Regions from separate parts of the Homo sapiens genome. Here region 2 is linked to region 1. A link is an interaction called in ENCODE POLR2A ChIA-PET data of the cell type or tissue named here. Cell type or tissue: GM12878. All regions are shown on one strand. Each heading gives the region's core, and the rest is flanking DNA. Links, peaks and the distances in the headings are about the cores only.

Region 1 (5,388 bases), core at 71-5,070:
TCATTGTGGAGGCGCACGTGTACCATGTGTTTAGGGAGCTATGACAGTCAGCCATTGTACTCGAGTGTGTTGATTTAACCCTGGGCTGGAGTCCTCTGCCGCCATCTAGAGATGGAAAGTCAGGATCAAAAACTCCCTGGAGTAACCTTTAAAGACAGGCAGTTTGAAACAGTGTGAAGAACAATGGCCAAGTGTTTTAAGAGCCCTAGCTAAGGAGAATGTAGTGAGAATCTTGTTCCATTGTGACTGGATATAACTGAGCCTTTGGATTAAAAAAAGACAATGTTTCTAAAAGGGGTAAAAAAAATTTTTACTGCGTTACGTTTAGTGTGCTAAACATAGTCCCACAATGTTTTAAACTTGCCTGTGATTTCCAAGATAAATATATATTGTGAGTTTTTCAAAAACTAGTTAGCTGAAAACTTTGTTCGTTAGGAAGCAGAGAGAATATCAACATCTCTTTAGATAATATAGTTCCTGGTGGTCATAGACATTAATCTTGGTATTAATCCAAGCTGATGTGAGTGAAAAGGAGTAACAGAAACCTTTCTCCTTCCTCAATAGAAAATTAGCCCAGGTTAACTAACTTTTATGCTATTTTTCTAGAAAATGCGATAAAGTTGAAATGTTAGCTGTATAATCAAGCTACATCCATTATCATTAAAAATTACTCCATTGGGGCTGGGTGCAGTGGTGTGTGCCTGTAGACCCAACTACTGGGGAGGCTGAGGCAAGAGGATCCCTTGACCCGAGGGATTCAGGTGCAGCCTGGGCAACATAATGAGACACCCATCTCTTAAAAAAATTACTCCATTGGAAAATTATACCTCAATTGGGAGGACGGTGAATGAATTATAAATACCTGGTGGGAAGCCATGGCTTTGGGGCTCCCTGCACCCTACAGGGCAAATATACTAGGTTTATAGGAAGAAAATTTATATGCAGAGAAATAGTAGAGCACATATCATCCCCTGAACTCTCTTTTTTTTTTTTTACTGAACAGAGTAGGCAGAGATTATCTGGCATTTTGGTCAATGTTTCCATAGAGAGAGGCGTGCCTGTATAATGCTCTACATAATTTATAGAGTAAGAGGGCCAGGGAATATTGTTCCCTGGCTGGAAAGTAGCCTTGATAGAAAGGAGGAGCCTGTAGACTCCAGTGGCTAGTAGTATTATTTTGTAGAGTTTACTGAGACCTGTTGAGCCAGCTCTCTGCTAAGCCATCAAAAGGGGGAAAGAAGGTGAGCCTACAGGACTATCCAGATTTATTTGTTATAAATCTACCCCAGCCCTTGTGTGCTTATTAAATGTTAAGTATCTCCATTGGTTCTGATTGGCACCTTTCTTTAGCATTTCCTGGGAGTAGCAAAGTTTCTGTACTGTTGTCTGGGATTGTCTAAGATTGAGACATCAATAAGATCCATGTCTCTAGGCCTAATAGGAAGTGACATATCCAACACCATAAGAAATTCGTACTTCTAAACAGTGGCTGAAATGTCCCTGAATGCTATAGCAAATTCACCAGGCTGCCAAGGAATATTTTTAAATTTCAAAACAGACACCGCCATACTTGATATTTGTCAGACACTGGGTGAACTACTAGCTTGAGGTGGAACTCAGTTTCAAAGTTACATGTTATATCATAGTACATTCTGTTTGATGACATCATAAATTTGCAAAGCTGGATCTTTTTAGCAATTGTTGTAATGAAACCAAGTATATGTGAAAATCAATGTGGCATTTATCAATACCCCAAATTAATAAATATTTATATCTTAACACCTTAGTAAACATTTGAAAAAATAGCACATACTTTTTAAAAGTACTATTATTTTATTCTTAACAATAATTACTTGCTAATGGGATGTGTTTGCTTTTTGGACATTCACAGCTTCTCAGACCCTGGAATCAGATTGTGTACTATCTCATTTCCTGTTCCACACTGATTTTCACATATACTTGCTTTTTGCGACAACAATTGCTAAAAAGACCTACCTTGCAAATGATATGGTTTGGATCTGTGTTCCTACTCAAATCTCATGTTCAGTTGTAATCTCCAATGTTGGAGATGGGGCCTGGAAGGAGGTGATTGGATCATGGGGGCTGTTTCTAATTATTTAGCACCGTCCCCTTTGTGCTGTTATCATGATAGAGTTCTCACAACATCTGGTTGTTTAAAAATGTGTAGCATCTTCCCCCTCTCCCTCTTCCTCTTGCTCTGGCCATGTAAGACGAGCCTGCTTCCCCTTCACCTTATGCCATGAGTGTAAGTTTCCTGAGGCCTCCCCTGCCACGCTTCCTGTACAGCCTGCCGAATCATGAGCCAATCAAAACTCCTTTCTTTATAAATTACCCAGTCTCAGATATTTCTTTATAGCAGTGGGAGAACAGATATATGTCATCAAACAGTTTGTAACATGATATAACCTGTAGCTTTAAAACTGAGTTCTACCTCAAGCTAGTAGTTCACACGGTGTCTGACAGATATCAAGCCTGGCTGTGTTTTTCTTGAAATTTAAAATATTCTTTGGAGGCTGGGCGCGGTGGCTCACGTCTGTAATCCCAGCACTTTGGGAGGCCGAGGCGGGCAGATCACGGGGTCAGGTGTTCGAGACCAGCCTGGCCAACATGGTGAAACCCCGTCTCTACTAAAAATACAAAAATTAGCCAGGCATGGTGGTGGGTACCTGTAGTCCCAGCTACTCGGGAGGCTGAGGCAGGAGAATCACTTGAACCTGGGAGGCAGAGGTTGCAGTGAGCTGAGATTGCGCCATTGCACTCCAGCCTGGGTGACAAGAGTGAAACTCCATCTTAAAATAAATAAATAAATAAAAATATTCTTTGGTAGCCCTGTGAACACCTCAGCCACTGTTTAGAAAAACCACAGATCTAATGGCAGGTCAGCCACATGTTTGTGAAAGTGGATTAGGTTTTAGTAGCCAGGTTTGGCCCTTTATTGGAGGTAAGATTTCCATATGACAGTGGAGCTTTCGAGAGTTCGTCCAGCCTTATGGGAATTTAGTTCAGAGAGAACGTATTGCATAATAAGATACTGGTTTAGTGAATCATGACTTTTCTTTCGATAAGACAGTCTGTCTCAATTAGGCCCAGTTAACAGGCTAGCAGTAACAGCCCTGCAGAAAGAGGAAGTCCTCGTGACCTACAAATTCTGACGTAGCCTTGTTGCCAGAGATTCTAATCAGCTGTGAGTATAGTCATTGACATTTGTAATTTCTTTGGATCTGAAAGAGATAGGGAACTTGTGGGAGGGCTTTATTTACTCTTGTCCAGACTGCGTCTAATGTTTCTAACTGTAGACTTCTCTGCTAACATGACAGCCATGTAATCTCCAGTATTTAACAAGTCAGGGATGTGGAGGGCTTCTTTTGGTAGGGAACTAGAGACCAGATCCAAAACCTAGTCCTGTCCTGTTCATCCCATCCTCATAATTAAGAAAAAAAAATTTAATAGCTTTACTGAGTTATAATTGATATGCAATAAACTGCACATAAAGTAAAATTTAGTAAGTTTTGATATATGTATATGCCAATGAAATCATCACTACAATCAAGACAATGAGCATTTTACATTTGTTGCTTACAAAAGTTTCATTCCTCTTTGCAATTCCTTTCTCCTCCCTTTCCCTGTTTCCCAGTCCCCCCAGGCATCTACTAATGTACTTGCTGTCACTACAGATTAGTTGGCACTGTCTAGAGTTTCATTCAAATCTTATCATACAGTATATTCTCTTTTTTGCCTGGCTTCTTTCACTCGGCATAATTGTTTTGAGATTCATCTGTGTTGTTGCATGTATCAATAGTTTATTTATGCTGTTGTAGAATAGTGGATATAACACAGTTTACTTGTCTATTCACCTGTTGATGAGTACGTGGGTTGTTTCCAGTCCTTGGCTATTACAAATAAAACTTCTGTGAACATGTATATACAAGTCTTTGTATGGACATATGCTTTCATTACACTTGAGTAAATGCCTAGGAATGCATTGGCTGGATTATATGATAGGTATATGTGTAACTTTGGAAGAAGCTGCCAAATGGTTTTCCAGAGTACCTGTACCATTTTACATTCTCACCAGGAGTGTATAAGAGTTCTAGCTATACCACATTCTTGCCGACACTTGATAGATGTCTTTTTAACAGTTCTAAATAGATATGTGGTGGTATTTTATTGTAGTTTTAATTTGCATGTTCCTAATGAGTAATAATGTTGAGCATCTTTTCACATACTTATTTGCCATTTGTATATATTTACTGAAACACCTGCTCAAAGATTTTTGTCCACTTTTAATGAGGTTGTTTTCTTATCTTTTGAGAATTATTTATGTATTGTAGGTACGAGGTTTTTGTCTGATATGTGATTTGCAAATATTTTCTCTGAATTTGTAGCTTATCTTTTTTTTTTTTTTTTTTTTGAGACAGAGTCTCGCTCTGTCACCCAGGCTGGAGTACAGTGGCACAATTTTGGCTCACTGCAACCTCTGCTTCCTGGGTTCAAGCAATTCTCCTGCCTCAGTCTCCCAAGTAGCTGGGACTACAGGCATGTGCCATCACGCCTGGCTAATTTTTTGTATTTTTAGTAGAGACAGGGTTTCACCATGTTGGCCAGGCTGGCCTTGAACTCCTGACCTGAAGTGATCCACCTGCCTCAGCCTCCCAAAGTGCTGGGATTATAGGTGTGAGCCACTGTGCCTGGTGATTTATCTTTATTCCAGTATCATATATTGATCACTATAGCTATATAATAAACCTCAAAACCAGGTAGTGTTCATTGTATTCTTTTCTTGCAAAGTTGTTTTGGTGATTATATGTTCTTTATGCTTCCATATGAATTTTAGAATCACCTTGTCAATTTCTACAATTTCTGCTTGGATTTTGATTAAGCTTGCCTTGCATTTATAGATCAATATGAGAAGAGTTTTAAAAAATATACTTTTCCAACTCATGAACACAGCATAACATCTCCATTTATTTAGGTCTTAATTTCTGTCAGCTGTATCCAAATAGTGTTCAGTGTGTAAGGCTTTTCCATCTTTCGTCAGATTTACCTTTAAGTGTTGTATGTATGAAAAGTTTATTTCACCTTCAGTTTTGAAAGCTGTTTTCACTGGGTATAGAATTCTAGATTGATCTTTTTTTTGTCTTTTAGTAGTTTACAAATTTACTGTTCCTCTGTTGTTTTACTTAAATTGCTTCTGACAAAAAAATCTGCTGTGCTCCTCATTTCTGCTCCTCTTTATTTAGCTCCCCTGCTCCCCACTGGCTGCTTTTAAGACTTTGTGTTTATCATACTTATTTGGACCAATTTGATTATGATGTAACTTAGTGTCATTTTTTTTTCATGTATCTTGTGCTTGGAGTTCATTGAACT
Region 2 (5,388 bases), core at 69-5,068, 360 kb after region 1:
TTTTATGAAGGAGTGCTCTTTACACCAAACTTTATCTCATTTTGGTTGTCCCTTTCTAGCCCTTGCTTAGTTCAAAATGTAGTACATCTGCTGTGCTCATCCAGCTTCATCTACTGCTGAGTTGGCTGTGTCCACGCTCAATCTGTCTGCTCTGGTTTCATGATGGTCACTAGCATTCACTTTCCCTGCAAGGCCTACTCGCCGGCTTTCCTAATAGTACACTCTCTTGGCACGATCCTGGGAACTTCACGTACAGTTGTTACCCTCAAAGCCATTGCTACCTGCTAGGGTCTTGGTTCAATTGGCCTCATCTCTCACTCATTCTTGGTTCCTGGAAACCTGGTACAGACAGATCCTAGTATTCTAAAGATCTCAAAATTTAAAAATCATTGTGACATGAATTTGAAGTCAAAACCCAGGCAATTTAAGTGGAAATAAGCATTCTTCAGGTTAGTCAAAGTGCTTAGCACTTTGTATATTAAAGTGTATCCTGAGCCACACATTTGCTAGAAGGTAAGAAGAAAAATTGGACTCTAGAATCAATTGCCTTTCTCTTTTCCTTTGAAAAGTTAAAATTTTTAATGAAAGAAGTTGTGTGGGTACAATGTAAGCTTTTATCATCTTGCATGTGTCCTCTGAGAGGTTCACATTTTTGAGGCCTTGTCTCATGGAAACTGGGAAATGAGCTTCTGGAATTCAGACCCAGGATCTGGCTGCATTCCAGAAATAAATATACATGTTGGGCGTTGAGATAGACAATTAAAAGAATAGGAGAGTGTGCAAACTTTTGAGAATGAGAAGGCAGAAAATAGACTCTTTTCTCTCATGCTTTGCTTTTGCTTTTGTTTATTTTTTATATTTTTACTTTTGAGTATCAGCTAGTGAGTAGCAGGGCAAAAACAAGGCAGCCATTGATCTAAGTGTAAGGCAGCAGGAGGAAGGTTAAGAGAATGAGTGTTATTCTTTAGGACTACATTCATAGTTGCATGGTGTTGCTCTTGGCTCAAAGTCTACAATTAAATCAGTTGTTGGCACTCCCTTGAAAGCATTACTATCACAGTTTCCCCTACATATGTAAGTCAATAAATTTGACCTTTAAGAAGGACAGTTGGTGTAGACCCCCTCCACTGGGCCAACACATATTGCAAATTTCTGAACTCAGGCCCTGCAAAGTACTACTGCCACCTTGCTTCTTTAACAGAGAAGGCAAAATAAACAGAGGAGGATTCCATGGTATAAAAAAGAAAAAAATACATTATTTATATTTAAATAAATAAAATTATTTATAGAGCATTATTTATATGTGTCAGTCTGCTGTGGGTCAGGTACTATGTTAGATTCTTTTATTTATTATTTTGTGGAATGAGATTTGTTTTTATATATGAGGAAAGAGGTTTTTCATAAAAGATGGAGCCAAGATTTAAAGCTAACTCATTTCATTCATTAGTTATCATATTTAGTCAACACATCATTTATTGAGTGCCTAAAATCTGACAGCACTGGGAAACAACAGAAGATGAGGTCACTGCACCCTAAAGGAGCATGTTCTCGTTTTTTCTTCTTATACCACTGCAACTGACCCGTCCACATTTCCTCACCTTCATTTCTGTGTGCATTGGCTGGACTTCCAGCTGTCAGCATCTGCAATTCTTTGCTTGGAAGCCCTTTGCCACAGTAATGACACCAAGAGCAACCCTCCATGACCAACTGGAGTTGGTACGTAAGCAGCTTAGTTCTTTCATCTCTCAGATGGGATGACTCTAAGGTGTATGTTTTCCACTAGCACCTAGAATTTCTTCAGAATCCAACTCCAGTTGCCCACAGTTGTAGCTGGCTTGATCAAACATCTATGTCAGCTGCCTTCCCTTTTCTACCTCATGTTCCCACTTCCTTGTCAGCTTTCTTTACCCCCAGGTAAACTACTTGCATTTGAAGTCTTGTCTCAGGGTCTGTTTCTGAGGAAATCCAAACTAAGATGACCACCATTTAGAGAATGCTTACTAAGGGATAGCCAGACCCTAAAGACTAATGTAGATCTATCTGTTTCCAAAATCTGTGATCTTTGGAGCATTGCACTGTACTATGGAATTCAAGCGGAAGGAATCCCATAGAATCTTACACTTAATCTTTTCTTGGGTACTAAGGAAAGTGGAAATCCATCCCTAGACAGGATATTTTGTAGTTCTCTCTTTCGGTCTTCACCCTCTCATGGGATGGGTGTGTTTTCTCTTTTCTCCACAGAATTGACTGAAAAGTCTCATTCTGCTTTTATCATCACTTCATTTCTCTGAATGAATCAAGCATCTCTGAATGAAATCAAGATTTTCTCCCTCCCGTCTGAGAGTAGGATCCACTCTCTTGTTCTATAGGTTCTCTTTTGTTCTATAGGTTAAGGGTTAAGGAAAATGTGACCCCCTTGAACAGAATAGATAGAGAAAATTATTCATTTGGGGATCTCTGAGGAGAGAAATTCTTTTCTAGAATTTTATTTATATTGCTTCTTTTCTTACTCAACTTATACTACAACATAGACTAAAAAGAAAAGTGGATACATAACTGTTTTTTTAAGTCCAGAATATTTGACAATATAATGTGGTAATGGTGTGAAGTTTTACACCTAAGCAGGCAATAGAATATGACACAGTTTCCGACCTACCCTGCCCTTGAAATAACAGAATAACTTTTTAACACTAACATGCGTTTCCTTGAATAACTTGTACCTCTGCCAAATTCCACACAAGAAGCTTCTTTTCTTCAGGGGCTGCTTCCCCACAATGTGAATATTCTTTGACTCACTATGTTGTCCATTTCCAATTTCCTTGTTTTTTGCTTGAGTTCACTGAAGACTGACAAACAGTAGCTTCACGTGACAGCCATTAGTCTGCTTTAAACCTCAGCTTGATCTTGAATGGATAGAATAATGAATAGATTTTGTGTCATATAATTCATGTTGTCAGTTATATGAAATTGGCAGTTAAAGAGAAACTAAATATGCTTCCAGTCCTCTCTTTTCTAAATTCATATTTGAATATAATAATGTGAAAGGCATTGTTCCTTCTTTTAGTTAAAGCATTTTTGTAGCAGTCTGAACTGTGAATAATAGAGAAACATATGCTCTATTAAAAAATAGAAGGTGAGGAAGATAAGTGTTTTACTCTTTGTATTAAGAATTAACAAGTGGTTTTAAAAATTGAGCTTGTATGTGTGTGTGAGCACAGGGAGGGGTATTTCATCATAATGAGGGAGGCCTTGGCAACTTAGTGTTCGTTTTAACTCCATTGATTGCCGAACACATTCATGCCTGCTCTAGCTCCAGGGAGGCTGTGGAACAGGAAATAAGAGATTCAAAAAGCAGCACAGAAGAAAATCATCTCCTCTCCTTCCATCTCCCAAGCAGAGAAAAATATGCTTTCTTTTTTGTCAAAATTGCTTGGTTTGTCCTATTATGCTGTCATTTCAGAGAGATTAAAAGTATACTTTTTCATACATTGCAAGTGGGAATGTAAAATGGTGCAGCCACTTTGGAGAAACAGATGGCCATTTCTTAAAATATTAAACATAGAGTTACCATATCACCCAACAGTTCTACTCTGAAGTATATACCCAGCAGAAATAAAAACATATATCTGTACAGAGACTCATACTCAAATGTTCATAGCCTCATTGTTCACAATTTTTCATAAATAGAAAAAATCCAAATGCCCATCAACTGAATAAACAAAATGTGGTATAGCCATATAATGGAATACTATTTGGCAATAAGAAGGAACTGAGTTACAACATGTATGAACTTTGAAAATATTATGCTCAGTGAAAGACACCAGACACAAAGGAACATATTTAACTCCACATATATGAGATACCCAGAAAAGGCAATTCTAAAGGGACAGAAAGTAGATGAAAGATTGCCTAAGGCTATGGATAGGAATAGAGAGTGACTATAAATGGGTACAAGGTTTCTTTTTGAAATAATGGAAATGTTCTGAAACTAGGTGTTCTGAAAGTAGATAGTTGCCAACTCTGTAAATATAGTAAAAATCAATGAATCATAAAGAAAAACACTACTTCTATTCTGGTAACAAAAATTAGAAGAACAAAAAAAGACAGAAATTATAGTAAACCACAAAGTAAATTATTACCCACCATGTTAACCATTTAGTATTGATTTTTTTTTTTTTGAGATGGAGTTTAGATCTTTTGCACAGGCTGGAGTGAAGTGGCACAATCTTGGCTCACAGCAACCTCTGCCCCTGGGTTCACGCCATTCTCCTGCCTCAGCCTCCTGAGTAGCTGGGATTACAGGCACCTGCCACCATGCCTGGCTAATTTTTGTATTTTTAGTAAAGATGGGGCTTCGCCATGTTGGCCAGACTGGTCTTGAACTCCTGACCTCAGATGATCCACCTGCCTCAGCCTCCCAAAGTGCTGGGATTACAGATGTGAGCCACTGCACTCAGCCAGTATTGATTTAATTAACTGAAATTTAATATAGTAGAGGAAAATAACCAAAATGAAGCTCTAAAGCATGTCACAGAGTCCTAATTATTCAAAGAATCATAAAGATGTGATTTACACCATTCAATAAACTGCAAAAAATTTGTGCAGAATCAAAGAAAGCAGGCACAACAACGTATATTCTTAATTATTTCATTTATATAAATTTTTAAAACCAGTCATTGGTGAAAGAAATCAGACCAATCATTGCCTCTGTGGTTGGAGACTGACTAGGGCACAAGGGATGATGTGCGCTAGTGCCCTTTTGATGCATGAAAGTTGTAAATTTCTGGGATGATGGAAATGTTCTATATCTTAATAGTGATATGTGCTATGTGGATATATGCATTTGTCAAAAACTCATTGAACTGTTTCCTTAAGATCTGCACATTTTACTGCACGTAAGTCATGCCTTAAATAAAATCTGATACCTTAAATAAAGTGAGAGACAGGAAGAAATTGGCTATTGGAAGCACAAAACAAAATTGAAAGTTTAGAAATGGACCCATTAGATATATAATAATTTAGTATAGGATGAAAGAAGAATTTTTAAAGGTTTTTTTAGAAACAGAGTCTCACTATGTTGCCCAGGCTAGAGTACAGAGGTTATTCCCAGGCACAATAATGGTACACTGCAGCCTCGAACTCTTGGGCTCAAGCCATCCTCCTGCCTCAGCCTCCGAGTAGCTGGGACTATAGGCGTGCGCCACCATGTCTAGCAGAAATTTTAAATCAGTGAGGGCAAAAAGGGATTTTTAAATAACAATACTGGGATCAGGAAAGATAAAAGCTGGAGTCATTTCATTCCTAACACCAAAATTAGGTCAGATGAATAAAAGATTCAGATAGAAAAAGTGAAATAAGTTTACTTCAGATATTTATGTATTGTTTGGA

The links. ChIA-PET counts read pairs that join two places held together with the same protein. Peaks named below come from ENCODE experiments on the same cell type or tissue, not always from the same donor. Only the 100,000 strongest peaks of a DNase experiment are listed, where the experiment ranks them.
Region 2: POLR2A ChIA-PET joins it to region 1 with 6 read pairs; 3 of 35 experiments call an interaction of 5 or more read pairs at or near these places.

Annotation. Positions count from the first base shown.
Region 1 is chr4:76,087,268-76,092,655 of GRCh38, forward strand. All of the region lies in intron 3 of ART3 (ADP-ribosyltransferase 3 (inactive)), which reads left to right. Among named protein-coding and RNA genes, the nearest start is that of ART3, 15 kb to the left of the region's middle. In GM12878, for the core only: a CTCF peak has its summit at 106 (motif pointing left); a DNase peak (open chromatin) is centred at 3,159.
Region 2 is chr4:76,446,791-76,452,178 of GRCh38, forward strand. All of the region lies in intron 1 of SHROOM3 (shroom family member 3), which reads left to right. Among named protein-coding and RNA genes, the nearest start is that of SHROOM3, 14 kb to the left of the region's middle. In GM12878, for the core only: no CTCF peak of the experiment used is centred there; no DNase peak of the experiment used is centred there.